Linked DNA regions of Homo sapiens: region 2 is linked to region 1. Evidence: read pairs that join two places in POLR2A ChIA-PET (ENCODE). Cell type or tissue: MCF 10A. All regions are shown on one strand. Links, peaks and the distances in the headings refer to the core of each region. The heading gives the core; the rest is flanking DNA.

The links. Peaks named below come from ENCODE experiments on the same cell type or tissue, not always from the same donor. Only the 100,000 strongest peaks of a DNase experiment are listed, where the experiment ranks them.
Region 2: POLR2A ChIA-PET joins it to region 1 with 5 read pairs; 3 of 35 experiments call an interaction of 5 or more read pairs at or near these places.

Annotation. Positions count from the first base shown.
Region 1 is chr20:22,370,811-22,378,966 of GRCh38, reverse strand. No RefSeq gene overlaps it. Among named protein-coding and RNA genes, the nearest start is that of LINC01427, 92 kb to the right of the region's middle. In MCF 10A, for the core only: no CTCF peak of the experiment used is centred there; DNase peaks (open chromatin) are centred at 2,616, 3,536, 3,806 and 4,646.
Region 2 is chr20:22,594,929-22,603,084 of GRCh38, reverse strand. The region is part of intron 1 of LNCNEF (lncRNA neighboring enhancer of FOXA2); the gene reads left to right. Among named protein-coding and RNA genes, the nearest start is that of LNCNEF, 8.5 kb to the left of the region's middle. In MCF 10A, for the core only: no CTCF peak of the experiment used is centred there; no DNase peak of the experiment used is centred there.

The DNA.
Region 1 (8,156 bases), core at 2,129-7,128:
AACTAACTTTATGGCAACGAATCTGGCAGACACCATCTTAACCATATGATCATAAGTAACTGGACAAACTCACATTATGTGTCTCTTGATATGATACACTGAGGAGGATAAAACCTCACTTCCACAATTTTCCTGGTGAAAACGCATCAATTACCTCTCATTATGAGGAAATACCAGACAAAATCCAAATGAGGGCTATTCTATAAAACAAGTGGCCTATCTTCTTCAAAAGTGTCAAGGTCATAAAAAGCAAAACAGATTAAGGAACTATTCCAGATTTAAAAGAGACTGAAGAATGATGATAATCAAATACAACATATGTGATTGAATTGTTTCCTGGAATATATATATATATATACACACACACACATATATATATATATATATATATATATATATACACACACACACACACATATATATATATACACACACATATATATATACACATATATATACACATATATATACATATATACACATATATATACATATATACATATATACACATATATATACATATATACATATATATACATATATATATATACACACACATATATATACATATATATATTTAATATAAAGGATAATTTCGGGATAATTTACAACACATGAGTAAGGTCTCTAAGTAGTAATATACTAATGTTAAATTCTGATTTTAATTATGCTATAGTTCTGTAAAAGAATGTCCTAGATCACAGAAAATACATACTAAATTATTTGGGGATGATGAGGCATTATGTTTGTATCTTACTCTCAAACAGCTCGGGAAAAAATATGAATATAGTAGAATTCTAAGATAGTTCCCAAGCTTTCTACACCCTGGTACACAGGGTGTAGAAATTAATTGCTTCTCCATGGGTTTGAGCAGAATGTATGCATATGATGGGAGACCACTCCCATGATTTGATTACTCATCAGTTGACTTTGAGTTAATCCAAAGGGAAGTGATCCTGGGTGCACCTTGCCTAAGCAGGTGAGCCCATTAGATGAAGGTGAAGCATCAGAAAGACTCCATGCTGCTGGAGAGCAAGCCAACATGTTGTGGGAGTATGGGAAGAGCCACTCAGCAGGAAATGCCAGGAAGCCTCTAGGAGTTAAGCCTGATCCCTGGCTGATATCTGGTGAGAAAATGGGGAACCTCATGAGTCCTACAACCACAAGGAACTAAATTTGACCAGTAAAAAGTGAGCTTGGAAGAGGGCCCTTAGCCTCAGGTGAGAGAATAGCTCCAGCTAACACCTTAAAGTCAGCCTGGTGAGACCCTGAATAGAGATCTCTGCTAACCTGTACCTGTACTCTTGACCCATAGAAATTGCAAGGTAATAAAAGTGTATTGTTTTAAGATACTAAATTTGTGATAATTTGTTACATAGCAAAATAAAACTATGATGTCTAAAGCAAATATGTCAAAATATAAACAACTAGTGAATCTTGGTGAGCAACTTAGAGCAGTTCTTTGTACATTTTTGCAAATTTTCTGTAAATCTGAAATGATTTAACAATAAAATGTTATCTAAGGTGTTATATATATATATATATATATATATATATATGGCTTAATATATGCCAGATGATGGTTAAAGTATTTTTAAATATATTAATACATAAATTTTCATTAAAAAACAAATGACCCTTCTTCTTCATGACCTGTTTTACAGATAAGGAAACTGAGGCATGGAGAATTCAGATGACATGGGTGAGGTCCCACAGCCAGTAAAAGGCAGAGCTGGACTTGAATCTGGATTCCAGGTTCACGCTCCTAAGGACTCTGCCCTACTCTCAGTGACCCTGAAGTGATATCAAACCAACTGACCCAGGGGACTGGGTGAATGTGGTTGAGCATGATCCCGCAGGGCCCTGAAATTCATGGGGAATCATTTTTGTTTTATCCTCTGTCATTTTTTTTTTTTTTTGAGATGGGGTCTTGCTCTGTTACCCAGGCTGGAGTGCAGTGGTGTGATCTTGGCTCGCTACAACCTCTGCCCCCCAGGTTCAAATTATTCTCATGCCTCAGCCTTCCAAGCAGCTGGGATTACAGGTGCCCGCCACCACCATGCCTGTCTAATTTTTGTATTTTTAGTAGAGACGGGGTTTCACCATGTTGGCCAGGCTTGTCTTGAACTCCTGATTTCAAGTGATCCGCCTGCCTTAGCTCCCAAAGTGTTAGGATTACAGGCATGAGCCACCGCGCCTGGCCTCCCTCTTTCTTTTATTTATCATACACACATTTATAGTCATGCTGTGAATATCACAGCAGGACGACTCACAGCATTGGAATTTAAACAATAGTATATTTGTCTTATACTGACGATTTTATATATTATCAAAGGTATTCATATACCATAATTTGCCTTATCTATCCCCAAATCTGAAACCTCCATAATATATCAAGCTAACAAAGTTAAGTAGATGAAAAATATGACTAGAGGGGAGAACAAATTGAGCATGTAAAATGGAACCAAGAATAAAAACAGAAAAATAAAAGCATAAAGATCAATGTACTTAAAAAGTCAATCAATAATGCACTTTCAATCTTCTCACATATTTATTTCATACATTTATCATATTTCAGGCTTTGGAATAAGATGAAGTCACCCAAACTCCATTGTGAAATCTAGTCTCCTTGCAATCTGTCTGACCTCAGAGAGGCAAACAGTGAGTAATTCAAAATATTTTTGAATGAAAGTGTCAGTTTAAGATCCTCAGCATAAAACATACCTACAAAGCCTATTTGCAAAGTAAATTTACTCTGGATTCTTGATACCTATGAAAGTTTTTTCTATTATATTTATTTAAAATTACAACAGTTTACATTAGAAACAAGCTCAAACAATTAAGGTAAAAGATAAATAACTGCATACAGTTTAATTTTACAAAATGCAAACATACATCTTTCATTGTTCCATTATCTGAGTATTAAGCGCCACATAATTGCACAAGGCATTTTCAAATGTCTTAAAGGCTCTAAAATTACAGAGTTGACTTTTGTGAAATAGACTTTATTTTCCTCCATTATTACACAAATAATTGACCACACAGATTAAATTTAAATCGGAATTGGATATGTCCCCTACAGAGTTCATTTCTCTTGTGCAGCTAAAGGTTGGCAGCTTATGATGGCTCACGGAGCTTACTCAGGCCCTTGTGGGATACAGAATGGGCCTTGCATTTTCATAATTTAGGATGTCTCAGCTGGGAGAGACCCTAGAGTCCCCTGGGATCGCATCACATCTAGTTTTGCCCAAGACCACCTCCTTTCTGGCTAACCCAGGCTAATTCTAATGGTGCCTCTTTTCACTCTCAGAAATGTCTGTTTGGGAGATGGTACAGATGAGGAAATGAAAGCCTCCGGATGTAGGTTCTCTGGACCAGACCGCCGCAGCAGAGACCTGTGTTTTCTCCTGGGGATTCGGAAACCCCACTCCCCTTGCCTTCAGAGGCGCTGCCGCTCTCCATTGTGGGGCAGAGGTGAAGAAGCAAAGAAAGTGTCCTTTTCATCCTCGCCATAGAATGAAAAACAATTCATCACCACAATTACTCACCAAACCTGAGAGGAGGACAAAAGAAAACATGTTTACGTTACTTTTTCTTTCATTAAAAAGCAACACGTGTTTTTGCCCATCAGATAGAAAACACAGATGCAGAAAAAGGTAAACAATTCAAAGAAAACCCTCTCTTCTAGAAATACTTAACAGTTACTAATTATAAAGACACATAGGAGTTGCAGGAAGTGATTCTAATTCTTGATGTAAGAGAATATTTTCATGGCATGTTCCACATTGAGAAACCTGATCCAGTGACTCAGAATTATTTCTGAAACAATATCCCCTTCCCCCACCCTCTGCTCAATTTCTTCTAATTATAACTCTCTGAGATATTTGCCTCTGATAATCATAGGGAAAGAAGGGGAGAGGGAAAGGAGAAGAGAAAAGGAATATAGTTCAATTGCCAATATGCCAAAAGTGGAAAGATGGACCCGAGTCTCCTCTGGCGCAGTGTCAGGACTGTACAGCACACACTGGCCAGGCCCGTGCCAGAGGCCCATTGTCAGACACCATGGTGGGAGCATGGGAACCTTCTAAATGAACAGCCCTGCTCAACTCCTTGGGCCTCATGTGGGCTGGGAAAATAGATCTGATTCCACCCTTGTTCCTGCAATACTCAACACAATGCCAAGCCTGTACTGGGCGCCCAATATATTTTTCTTGAATGAGTTAATAAGGCTGATTTTCACAAATTTGTTGTTGTTGGGCTCATTCTAGTCCAAGTTACAATTATAGGCCAAAGTGTTTCAAGGTGGTTTCAAAATTATTTACTTCTTGCAAATGTGTACAAATGTCTAATTAGTCTGCCAGATACTGGAGATACCAGGGTAGATAGGAAAGGATCCCAGAGTCACCTAAATAATCAAATACTAGAGAGAATGTGGTGGAGCTGACCAATTTAGTGAAACAGACTTGGGTTCAAAATCCAGCTCTGTGTCCACTAGTTTTGGATCTTAGGCAAGTTATTTATTATTATTATTATTATTTTTAATATCCCTTCAGCAGGGCTAACCATAATGTTAATTCATATGTTGTTTGAGGATTAAGTGTGATAACTGATGTAAAGCCCTTGGAAGACTGCCCGGCACACGGCAAACCTTGGATGAAGGCGACTGCTACTGTGATTTAACAGCTGTGCAATCTTGGGCAGGTGATACTTGCTGCATCTGTTTACATAGGTGGAAAATGAGGATGGTAGTACAATGATTCATCATGATTTTTAAACTGCAAGACTTTTTATTGTTTGCATGAGACTACAAGGTATGGGTTTCCATCATAGCCCCCATTTTAATCATGGGGACACTAAAGCTCCAAGGCTTTAAGGTGGGTCATCCACTTAGAATCCAAAGCAAGAGTTGGAGCAGAAGCCCTGGGAGTGGAGCCGGAACACCTGGGCCCACATCTGTAGTGGGCAGTTGGTTGTGGTGCCTGGCCAGAGGCCTTTGGAGCCCTTTTTAAACCAGCTCTGTGCCCCTGTTTCCCAGCAGCTGCAAGCTCTGCTGATGAGGGTTCATTTACAATCTTCAGAGATTGCCCATGGGCACTGGAACATCCTTGAAAACACAGACAGAGACCCTTCACCCCCTTGACCAAAAACTCTGCCTTATAACTTACTGTTAAGAGCTCCCTAGGGAATCACGCAGAGGCTGAGACTTCACCTGAAATCATACCCTCATTTCACTTCCTTCCTTTCCCTGTCCTGCTCCCAGATCCCTTGCCAGTTTCTCCTGGGAGTGCCTCCTCCCAGTTGAACCTTGGGCAGGACAGGGTGTGCTGCTGAGAGAGCCTAAACTAAAACTGCACCTGGATGATGCCATTTACATAAAAGATCTCAAATTAATTCATGTCGCTTGGTCGTGCATCAATAAATCCAAATCCCAGGTGCCTTTCCTGGGAAGTGGGATTGAGCTGAAAGGCCAGGGTCCCCAGGAACAGCCTGTTTTAGTTCTCTTCCAAAAGCCATGAGCACTTTCTTTATGTCAAGCACACACCTTCAGGGACTTCACTTCCCTTGTTTATTTCTTGAAGGCACAGCACTGCTCAGAGCCTGTCCCAGAGCTCCTGGATGACGTGTGTCCAGCACATATTTGTGCTGAACAAATATGTGAATTCTGTGTTTCACTGTTACAACCTCATTACATCCTCAGAATAAACTTGAGAAGTAGGCACTCTGATCTCCACTTTGGTGTTGAAGAAATTGAGAGGTAGGGTGATTAAGTTCCTCCCCCAAGATCATTCCGCCAAAAAAGATGAGAGCTGGGATGTAAGACATGTCTGATCAGAAATTTATTTTATTAGACTTCATTATGTTCTTCCCATGAGCTTCCTAACCTGGGCACTGTTAAACATACAGATTCCTGGGCCCTTGAAACATACAGATTCCTGGGCCCCATTTCAGACCTCAGACAATGGAGTTTAGAAATGCCAAGTGCTTTTTCTGGCCACCAACATTTAAGAATTAGGGGAATAGCCAAGCATGATGGTGCACACCTGTAATCCCAGTTACTTGGGAGGCTGAGGCAGGAGAATCACTTGAGCCCAGTTCAAGACCAGCCTAGGCAACATGGAAAGACCCTGTCTCAAAAAAACAAGACACACAATTAGGGAAAAAAAATCATGACATCTAGAATGATATTTGAACTGCTGCTTGTTGGGATAAAACTGTGTAAATTTTAAATGTAAATGTACATATACTTTATATATATAAATGTAAATATATATAAGGTAAGTATATATATGCCTTATTTCTGTAAACTTCCACCCAACATGCCATGGGAACAGTAGGATGTGCCCAGACATGGTGTGCTGAGCTGATGGACTCCAGGACAAGGCGAGGACACCCAAGAATGAGCCTTTAGAGACCAGTTGTTAAACACAGTGCTGAAGGTTCCTAGAGTAACACACACTCCTGGGAGGATCATGGGTAAGAAGGTTGAGTTAATCTTAATTTCCTTTAGACACCAGTGAGAATCAGGGCTGAAAGTAATAAATTGTCTCTAAAAATAAAGAAAATTGTATTTTTTGCATATCTGCTCTTGTTCCCTGAGCTTGTTCAAAACGTGTGTGCGAGTGTGTGTGTGTGTGTACGTGTGTGTGTGTGTCTGTGTGTGTTCTTAGCTTGGATTGCCCCGAAAGCAGGCCTGTGACAAAGATGTGAGTGCAGGTAATTCACCTGGGAGATGATCTCAGAACACCAGGAGGGGAGTAGGAAAGAGAGAGAAGGGGAGGAAAACAATACAAGCTGCAGCATCAAGCATAGAAAGAGGAATGCACGGAAAGTGAATGAAACAGAGACCAGGTTCTCAGGAGGTGCACTCACAAGCAAATTAAAACAACAGGAAATGTGCACTTCAAATAGAGGAACTTGAAACAACCAGGATCCTTTGTGGCCAAGAGAAATGCAACCAAATACCCCACGAGCCCTTTCTTCTCAGCCAGGCGTTGGAAGCTGTTCGCGAAGGTTCAGGTTCAGGTCACATTATTGACTTTTGAGCTCTTGACTCAGATGTCAAATCCTGGGTAAGACTTTCTAGCTTCTTACATACTTAGCAAAAATGGCATTTGGGAGTCAGAGGGTCCAAACCAACTGTTTCTCCTTTCCTCATTCAACAGGAATTGTGTTGGACCCAATGGACAGCGGTGTTTTCTCAGTGCATCACCACTGGGTCATCTGAGGCAGAAAACAACAGGAGCTTCTGGCCATACGGAGTTGCCCAGCTGGGGAGGGATGCAGATGCCATAATGAGAGGCAATGTGATTGTCTCCTGTTCACACCCCATGTTTCTCTCCCACCTGGGCAATTGCTTGTTGTCCAAAGAGTAGGTTCTAGAAAACATGACAAATGTCTATAGATGGTTGCCTCTGTCACTAGGAAATTGCTCATAACAAAGGAAGATTTTTCCTATTTTGAAAAAGGCCAGTTTCCCTCCTCCCGGTGAGGGTGGAGTGTCTGCACCCAGTCTCTGCATATGCTGCTTTCTTCCCATTAGAAAAAGAATGTTAGGCAAACTAGAGTGGAATACAAATGTGGATTTTTAAAAAATGTTTATTTTTAAATCAGCAATGAACAATTCAGCCCTGTCTCTATTTTTTTTTTCTTGTTGATTAGAATGGAGATTTGGAGACATTGATGTTCTCCAATATCAAAGAAAGTTGCCACAAGTAAAGAAAATTACTGGGGCAGGAATGAAAACACAGTCACATAACAAAAGTGTGCATTAAAAAGCAACTTCAGATTAGATCTCATTTAATCAGAAAAAAAATTAACGAGAAAACCTTGTGCAAAGTATAAATTTGCCAGTACCCGGTGAATCTGGGTTCCTCACTCCTCTGTCCATTGAGGACTGTAACTTTCTTCAACCTCCTGGACCACACACAGGGCCAAAGGCAGGAATGGAGTCAGTATTTTCCCCTTTTCCTGATTTATGACTTGCATATATTCACTTCTTTTCAGCTTTTCGTTCCAAAGCAGCAATCCTTGATATTTTTATAAGAAAGCTACTCTATTTTCTCAAGCCTTGAGATCATGGAGGGCTGTCGAGAGAGTTGGAACAGAGCAAGGAGCCCCAGAGAAAAGCAAAGAAAGGGGATTCTCCTGCTGGTCAC
Region 2 (8,156 bases), core at 1,559-6,558, 220 kb before region 1:
TCCAGACCTTCTGATTCAGAATGTGTAATAAGACCTTCGGGTGGCTCCTGGGCACTAATGCACGGATCTAGGAAAAACTCCTCAACCTGTCCCTCACGGATTCCCTTTCACTTTCACAGTGGATGGGTTGAAAGAGAATATGACTGATGAGGTGACAAAGGCACCGGTTCAATATTTTCAATAATAAAAATTTGCTCTCCTATTCATCATCAACAAATGTGTATCTCTGCAAGAACCAAACCCCTGGGAAGAACCAAACCCTTTCCATGCCCAGTAAGGTTTATGGTTTTTGAGATGAATTCTGAGACCTGTTCAGCATGCACTTCCCTATGTCCATGTCCCCCAAGCTGTGGGACAACCAAAGCCTGGCAAAGCTCCTACCCTCCACTGATCTCATGCCACCTTCACAGTCTCTGGACAACTGGATGTGTTCACTCTATTTTAAAAGGTTAAGCTTCTGAGGCTCAGTAAAATTAACCAATTGACTCAGAGTCACCCAGCTCCCAAGAGACAGAGCTGGGGCAAAGCTGGGTCATTTGAGTCTATGTCCAATGTCTTTCCCAAGCTGTTGAGAAGGAGAATGCCTAGAGTAAGCTTGTTTCTCTTTCTTTAGAAATAACCACTAAAAAAAAAAAAAAAAAAAAAAAAGTGCTTGCCTTGAGTTAGAACAATTGGTCTTCTCTGTAACTCGGAATTTTCTGTGGGAGAATATGATTGCCCTCTAAGATATCAACTTAAAATGTTAGGATTTTCCTTCATATAATGATGCTGTTGATGACATAACAACTAGTTAAGGATCCAGTTTTACTGGAGGAAACAATAACCACCCTCAAAAGAAATACACCCTTGGCACCCTTTTCTCCTCCTGGAGTAGGCACCTGGCTGCACAGGTGAGTGCTTGGGAGTTTAAAGGCAAGGCCTGCAGCTGCCATGGATGACATCTGTTTCATGATCCTCCCTAAGGGAGCTTCTCAGGCACCACACAGCATGTGATGTAAGTCAGACCACTTCCAAATCAAGTGAAGATCCATCTAGCTACTCTACACCCTGCAATTGCCAACATACAGAGAAACCATATTGAGTGTTCTGGGTACTAATTAATATCTACAGCAGGCCCACTCTGAGTCACCATCACGTGCATTGCAGATCTAATCTCCATGATGCCTGGAGGAAGGAGAAAGCATGATCTTGTTTGAGGAAGATGAGGAAACTGAGGCCTAGGGAGGTTAAGTACCTGCCCAATGCTACTCAGCTCATAAGTGACAGAATCAGACTCAAATCAAGGTCTTGAGTCTAAAGGTCATGTTTTTTCCCACTACTATCCATCAATTTCTCTCTTCAACCAGTGAATACCATTGGTTTAGACCACCTGTTAGGCTGGATGAGAAGTCTCAGGGAGGAGCAATTACTAACAGAATCCTGAGGAAAAAGAATGCCTGGTAGGGGGCTGATAAGAGACCCTTGGGGATAGGGAAGCAGAGCTCCCCAGACATCAAAGGTAGTGACTAACAGAGAAGGTCCTGCCCACTGTGTTGACACAGTTGCAAGGAAAAGGTGGTGTTGATGAGTAAGACCAAGCTAAAGCAAAGCTGAGTTTTTTCCCAGCCCAGTCCCAGCTCCTTCTCACACAACCCTTTGAGAAACAGAGCTTTCAACGTGCAGGACTGGTGTGCCTTCACCTTTTCTTGTCAAATTTTAAGTAAACTCAACCATAACCCTTCCAGGTACTTGGGATATGCTGCAGTTTTAATAAAGACAGACCTTAGAACATTGTAATGTAGAATTTCCTACCAATCTGGTGGCCAGAGATTTCCTTCCCAGGCCAGTTGCCTTCACATTTTTTCTCACAAGAAAATGTGGTGATCCATGCAATTTCCAGCTTAAAAGCAGGAAATTGGATCCCTCTGGGTTTTGGACTCCTAGGAAAGGGGGTGCTCCGTAATAAATTGTTTAAGGGAAGGAACCAACCTCATTACCTATCTCTCAACACCTGCACACACCACCTGTCCACCAGCTGGTGCAGCCTGCAAGCCATTCAACCTACCCTCTCTACCCTCCCAAGTCCAAGCAAGATGGAGGCCTCTACCCAGATGCCTTATGACTGGCTGCTGCTGAGCACTGGCATCCACTCAACGTCCCCAGAGAACACAGACCCCGCCACAGACATCAATGGTGGAGATGAATAGCAATTCCTCTGCGAAGACCCTTGAGAATTCATTATATGGGTTGTTCTGAACACTCCTTTAAACATGCAAATCCCTTCAGTACCGCTGTACTCGTGATGGAATAGAATATGAATCAAAGGCTCAGCTCTTTTTATGCTCAGATCATAAAGTCTGAAACATAACAGGTTTATGTGTGGGTTTTTTTTTTTTTTCAACCAGAGGGCATAGTTAAGGCTTTACTTACTCAGTGCTGTCCGAAAGAAGCTTAGGAAAGGGGAAGTAGTATTTCAAATGTTATCTATTTTAAAAATTAAAATGATTAATGACTAGAACATAAAACTCTATTATAGAAAAAGCCATTGAGACTGATTAGAAATACAGAGAAGGTGGAATCTCCAGATAAATTCCAAAGAGTCTTGTGATGGATTTAAGGTCCCATTAGCCTCATGGGGATCAAATCAAAGGCTTTCGGTTAAAAGTAAATCTGAGACTCAGGCATGAGAGTTCTTACAAGGACAGGAGAAATTCCACCAGTACTTTGCAGCAATGGCCCTGAAAACTGGAGGACTCTTCTCACACATGGTGGGAATTATCACAGTCCTGGTATTTTGCACAAAAGTGCTTCTGGTCAAATTATAAGTGCTTTCCTCTGTAGTCTATTTGAGCCCCCCAGGTATAGTCCCTTTTCTTGCCTCTGGTGTTCAGGGAAGAGCTAGATATCTAGCCTTTCCTTGAAGATTTTCCGTGATGGTAGTATCTTATCAGGAGTCCCTATTCACTGCAAGTGAATCACCACACCAGGAAACTCAAAGCAGGGAAATCACTTACCTTCTATTTAATAGGGAACACAGTTCACCATTACTCAATGCTCTAGCTGACTCTTTCACCACTGAGCATTGGAAATGCATAGTTCTAGAAAATTTCTGTTCAAATTGGGCATTTCCATATGCCTCCTTCTAGTAATGATAATAATAATAAAATTAAATTAAATTTTAAAAAGCCTTGGCCGGGCACGATGGCTCATGCCTATAATCCCAGCACTTTGGGATGACAAAGCGGGCAGATCACCTGAGGTCAAAAGTTCGAGACTATCCTGGCCAATGTGGTGAGTGAAACTCCATCTCTACTAAAAATACAAAAATTAGGGGCCAGGTGCGATGGCTCATGCCTGTAATCCCATCACTTTGGGAGGCCAAGGTGGGCAGATCACCTGAGGTTGGGAGTTCGAGATCAGCCTGACCAACTTGGAGAAACCCTGTCTCTACTAAAAATACAAAAAAAAAAATTAACCGGGCATGGTGGCACATGTCTGTAATCCCAGCTACTCAGGAGGCTGAGGCAGAAGAATCCCTTGAACCCAGGAGTTGGAGGTTGTGGTGAGCCAAGCTCATGCTATTGTACTCCAGCCTGGGCAACAAGAGGGAAACTCTGTCTCAAAAAATAATAAATAAATAAATAAATAAATAAATAAATAAATAAATAACCAGGCATTGCGGCACACCTATAATCCCAGCTACACAAGAGGCTGAGGCAGGAGAATCATTTGAACCTGAGAGATGGAGATTGCAGTGAGCCAAGATTGTGCCACTGCACTCAAGCCTAGGTGACAGAGAAAAACTCCTCCTCAAAAAAAAAAGAAGTCTTGGGCTCAGTGAGCATCCTGAGGGAGGAAGAAGCGTTCTCCATTCTGCATTCAGCTGCTGACCCTCCAGGTGACACTGACCTCACTGTTCCTAAATGTTATCCCTAAAAAATGGGGCAGAAACATTTCTGAATGCTGAGATATCTTTCCAATACCTCATTGAATAGGCCCAGAGATCGTTGGTAGAATATCACTTTTGGTGAATGCAGGTGACTCACCACCCATGACTGGAGTGCAGTGGTGTGATCTCGGCTCACTGCAAGCTCCACCTCCCGGGTTCATGCAATTCTCCTGCCTCAGCCTCCCAAGTAGCTGGGACTACAGGCGCCTGCCCCCGCGACCGGCTAATTTTTTGTATTTTTAGTAGAGACGGGGTTTCTCAGTGTTAGCCAGGATGGTCTCGATCTATTGACCTCGTGATCCACCCACCTCGGCCTCCCAAAGTGCTGGGGTTACAGGCGTGAGCCACCACACCTGGCCAAGTTGATTCTATCTTAAATGAGTTGAAGGGGACTCATGGCCTCGCCATACTTGAGAATGCAGTTTGGGAGTTCAGGAAATGTGATTAATATTATATGTCTACTGGTCTCTCCCTTCAGCCATTCTTAAAGATATTATTCACATTTAAACCTCACAACAATTAAAACACATGTATCATTATCTTTGTTTGATGACTAAAGAGCTGAAGCTCTGCATGGATGAGGCCTCTAAGCTCTTGCCATTAGGAAATGGAGACACTAAAACTTAGACAATATCCAAGCCCCAAGTATATCCCACATGCCTACCTTCCACCTGCCACCATGTGCACCTTTGTGCTTCAGGGTAATTTCTAGCAGCAGAACTCTATCCTACCCACAAAGGACTGGAAGTACCTGGAGAATTAAGACACCTGAGCAGCCATTGTCAGTCAGTGACTGACAGGAGTTGGTGCATAAATACCTCAGCTCCCCTACCCTTGCGAGGGACAACTCTGAGGCACATGTTCTACTCTGGCTCCCAGAGGTCCCAGCAGAGTTAAGCACCAGTGCCCACAGTAGTAACCTGCCTGATGGCAGGCCCCTGCCTGGCTGCCTTCCCTTTCCTCTCTCACCTCATCACTCCCCTACCAGCATTTCCTGGCCAAATAACCTGCTTGCACTCAAATCTTTGCATCAGAGTGGATTTCTGGGAGAGCCAAAACTAAGACACAGAACTTTTGAGCCCAGGTTTTGTTTTCATTTTACCTGACACTTTCCTGTCTGTGTGGGTTTGGAGTTTTCTGGAGAAACCATCAGAGGCCTGATCTACCAGAGAGGTAGATCTCTCCTGCCAGAACTGAGCTGTCTCCACTGAGTGTGGAAACTGGAGGGGATGTTCCCACACCCATCCTCTCTATTGGGGTAGTGCTACAGCCTCCTGAGTTGTTGTCTCAGCTGGGCTCCAAAAAGGCAGCCTCTCAATTGGAGTTTAGCATGTGGTGTGTTTACAGTCAGTGGGGTCAATTGGCAGGGGTTGGGGAGACGGACAGAAGGCAGGAGTGAGCAGAGGGAGAATCTGGTCCCCAAAGCAGCCTTGGCCAACCGTATGGTGAGCCCCAGAGCTGGTATAGTTCTCAGAGTTATCTGAGTTTGGCCGAGATGGCCAGACCCTTGTAGACTCTCATCCAACAGGACTGGATTTGGGCCACCCTAGAAAAGACCATGACCTCAAGGGAAGTGCTCTCTGCAGTTGAGTTGACCCCTGAAAGGGCTGACAGCTGAAGGCAGCTTGTGGTCTGTACTCCCAGCAGCAGACCAACAAGCCCAGTGACACCTCAGTGTCTACTGAATAGTGATTCTGGTTTCAATCTCACTTCCCTCCACCTTACTGAGAGAGGAGCTGTTGCAAACCCATCCTGGGCTTTTCTCTCCTGCTCAGAACACTCTATGACTCCCCATTCCCAAGAGAAAAGTCCAAACCCCCTAGCCTGAAAGCTCCTCAGAACAATTCTTTCTTGTCTCTGAGCTGTTCTCGCTGCCCTTCCCAGGAAGCTCCTGCCCTAACACCCGCTGCCCAGTTGCTCCCCTGTCTTTGTGCTGGCATTGCCCCCCAACCCCAACTCCAGGAGCCCTGTGTCACTTTCGGCCTGGCAAACTTTCTTTTCCTCCAGTGTTTGGCTTAAATATCAGCCCCTCAGGCAAGAGGCAACCCTCCCTTCCAGCCAAGGAAGAGTGAATTGCTATTATCTCAGTGGTGCACAGTCTTGCTGCTGCAATAATGAATTTTGTTGTGTTCATACCTATTTCTGGTTTACTCCCAGCTGTGTGAACTCCTGGAGGACATTCATGCTGCCCCATGAGCTGCGATGTGAGCTTATGGGGCATACTAGGGATTTGGTGTTTGTCAAATGAATATTGGCTGAGCTTCTCTGGGAAACAAACAAACGTGCCTTTAAATAAGAGCTAAGGCCAACATTAGGTCACACCCCTGTCACAACTGTGGCTGCAATTAAAAAGGAGAGGGCCATCTGCTGTGGGGCTTTCAGCAAGCTTCTGCACCTGCAAGCTCTTCATCATAGACTGCTCTTGGGTGCCCAGAGCCACCTGGTATACTCTCATAGACAGCTTCACGTGCCTGGGATGTGTGAGACCCCTGCCCCCAGGAGGGCCCTTAAACCAATGATGGGTGCAGCGCTGAGCCTCACTCACACACCTGAGTCCCCTTCAGGACCAGTCTGAAGCTCCTCTCTGCTGGGCATAGCCTGAAATGGCCCACACTGGGCTTCCCTGCCTTCCCCACTCCCTTACAGAACTCTCTGGGAAGCACAGTGACTTGGTAATTCTCATGCACAGGAGTCCTCTCCTCAGGCTCTGCTTCTGGGGAACTCACCTGAGACACCAATAGTAATAGACTGACTAAAGAACTATGGAATATACACACTGCACTGCAGCTGAAAAGAAAAGGTCATTCTATACGTGTGAACCTGGGAAGACCTCAAGTCATACTTTAGTGTGTAAAAGTAAGTTGAAATCTGATAAGTGAGCTAAAGTACTATTTAAGGAAAAGAAAATACTGAGTAATGCTATTGGAAAGTTAAGAAGTGCATACTCCTTCTCAAAACCTACCTCTGTGCACTCCAGCGCTGGGTTCTGCACCCCCTGTCCAGTGACCGACCTGTCTTCTGTGTTTCCCAGCAATGAGCAAACCAGCTGCTGATTATGGGGACCTCTGCTCCCACTCGTCAACTAAGAAAGTCCCTTGGAAAATGGAGCAATATTTTTTATGAACTATGTAACTATGTTGGTGAGCTTAAAGAGTATGACTTTCTTGGTTACCTGCAATGAATCCAAGTGGCATGTTTTTAGCTGATGGGTGAAACTTGACAATGGTTCCACCCCCAGAGCAGGCCCCCAGGCTGGTCTGAAGCAGCTGGTATGGAAGAAGGTGTCAGACTGGCTCTGGCAACTGAGGGTCCTTCTAAAAAGATGGATGGAGGAGGCTTCTGCCAGATTCAGGTCACCTGGAGAACATCACTTGGAAGAAAGATGGCTTTACAGATGGGAGAGGAGGGGAAGTGCAGAGACTACTAAAGGAACAGAAAAGGAAATCAGAAAGTGGAATGGTGAACAGCATGTTACCGGGGAGGGTAAAGGGGAGGTTGCAAAAACATTTGGAACCTGAGGCTTCTAGGACCAAGTGACCTCAGGAAGAGGGCAGAGAAAAAATGAAGGCAGTGTTAGCATGTAGTAAAGAGTTTAGAAAAAAATGGAAATATGGAAAAGTTGGGAGTTATTAACAGCAGTAAAAGTGAAATGCTGACTTTAACCTTCAAACGAAGGGAAAGCCATGGAATTGAAGACAAGGTCTGGCTCTTGGCTAGGGAGAGTCACAAGTGGGTAGAACATGTTTTCCAATTCTGGAGCAGTCTTTGGCCCAGAGCTCAGCACAGCTACTATATCATGTATAGAGATGAGAAATAATCTTTTCAAATGTGTGGTGTCATTTTGAGCAAATGTGTTTATTTTTTTAAGAAGGTTGTTTTAAGTAAGAGTTGAGAGGACAAATTATAAAACATAGTATAATGCATCTCTCTGTGTAAAATGTTGAGAACTTTCTCAGCTGTAATGCTGAGAAGCTGCAGAGGATACAGGAGAGAAAAAAAAAAAAAAAAACATTGATTAAATGTTCTCAATATGCCAGACCCTGGGCTAAGCCATCACCATGAGCCTCCACTCATGTCATCCTTACCTAGTCTGAAGAGGTGGCTTCTGCTATTATCCCCCTTTTCCAGATGAGAAAACTGAAGCTTCCTTGCAAGGAGAGCTAATGGACCCTCAGCTCCCAGTGTATACGGTCGCTTAGGCTTTCTAGATGAGAACCCACAGTAAGGA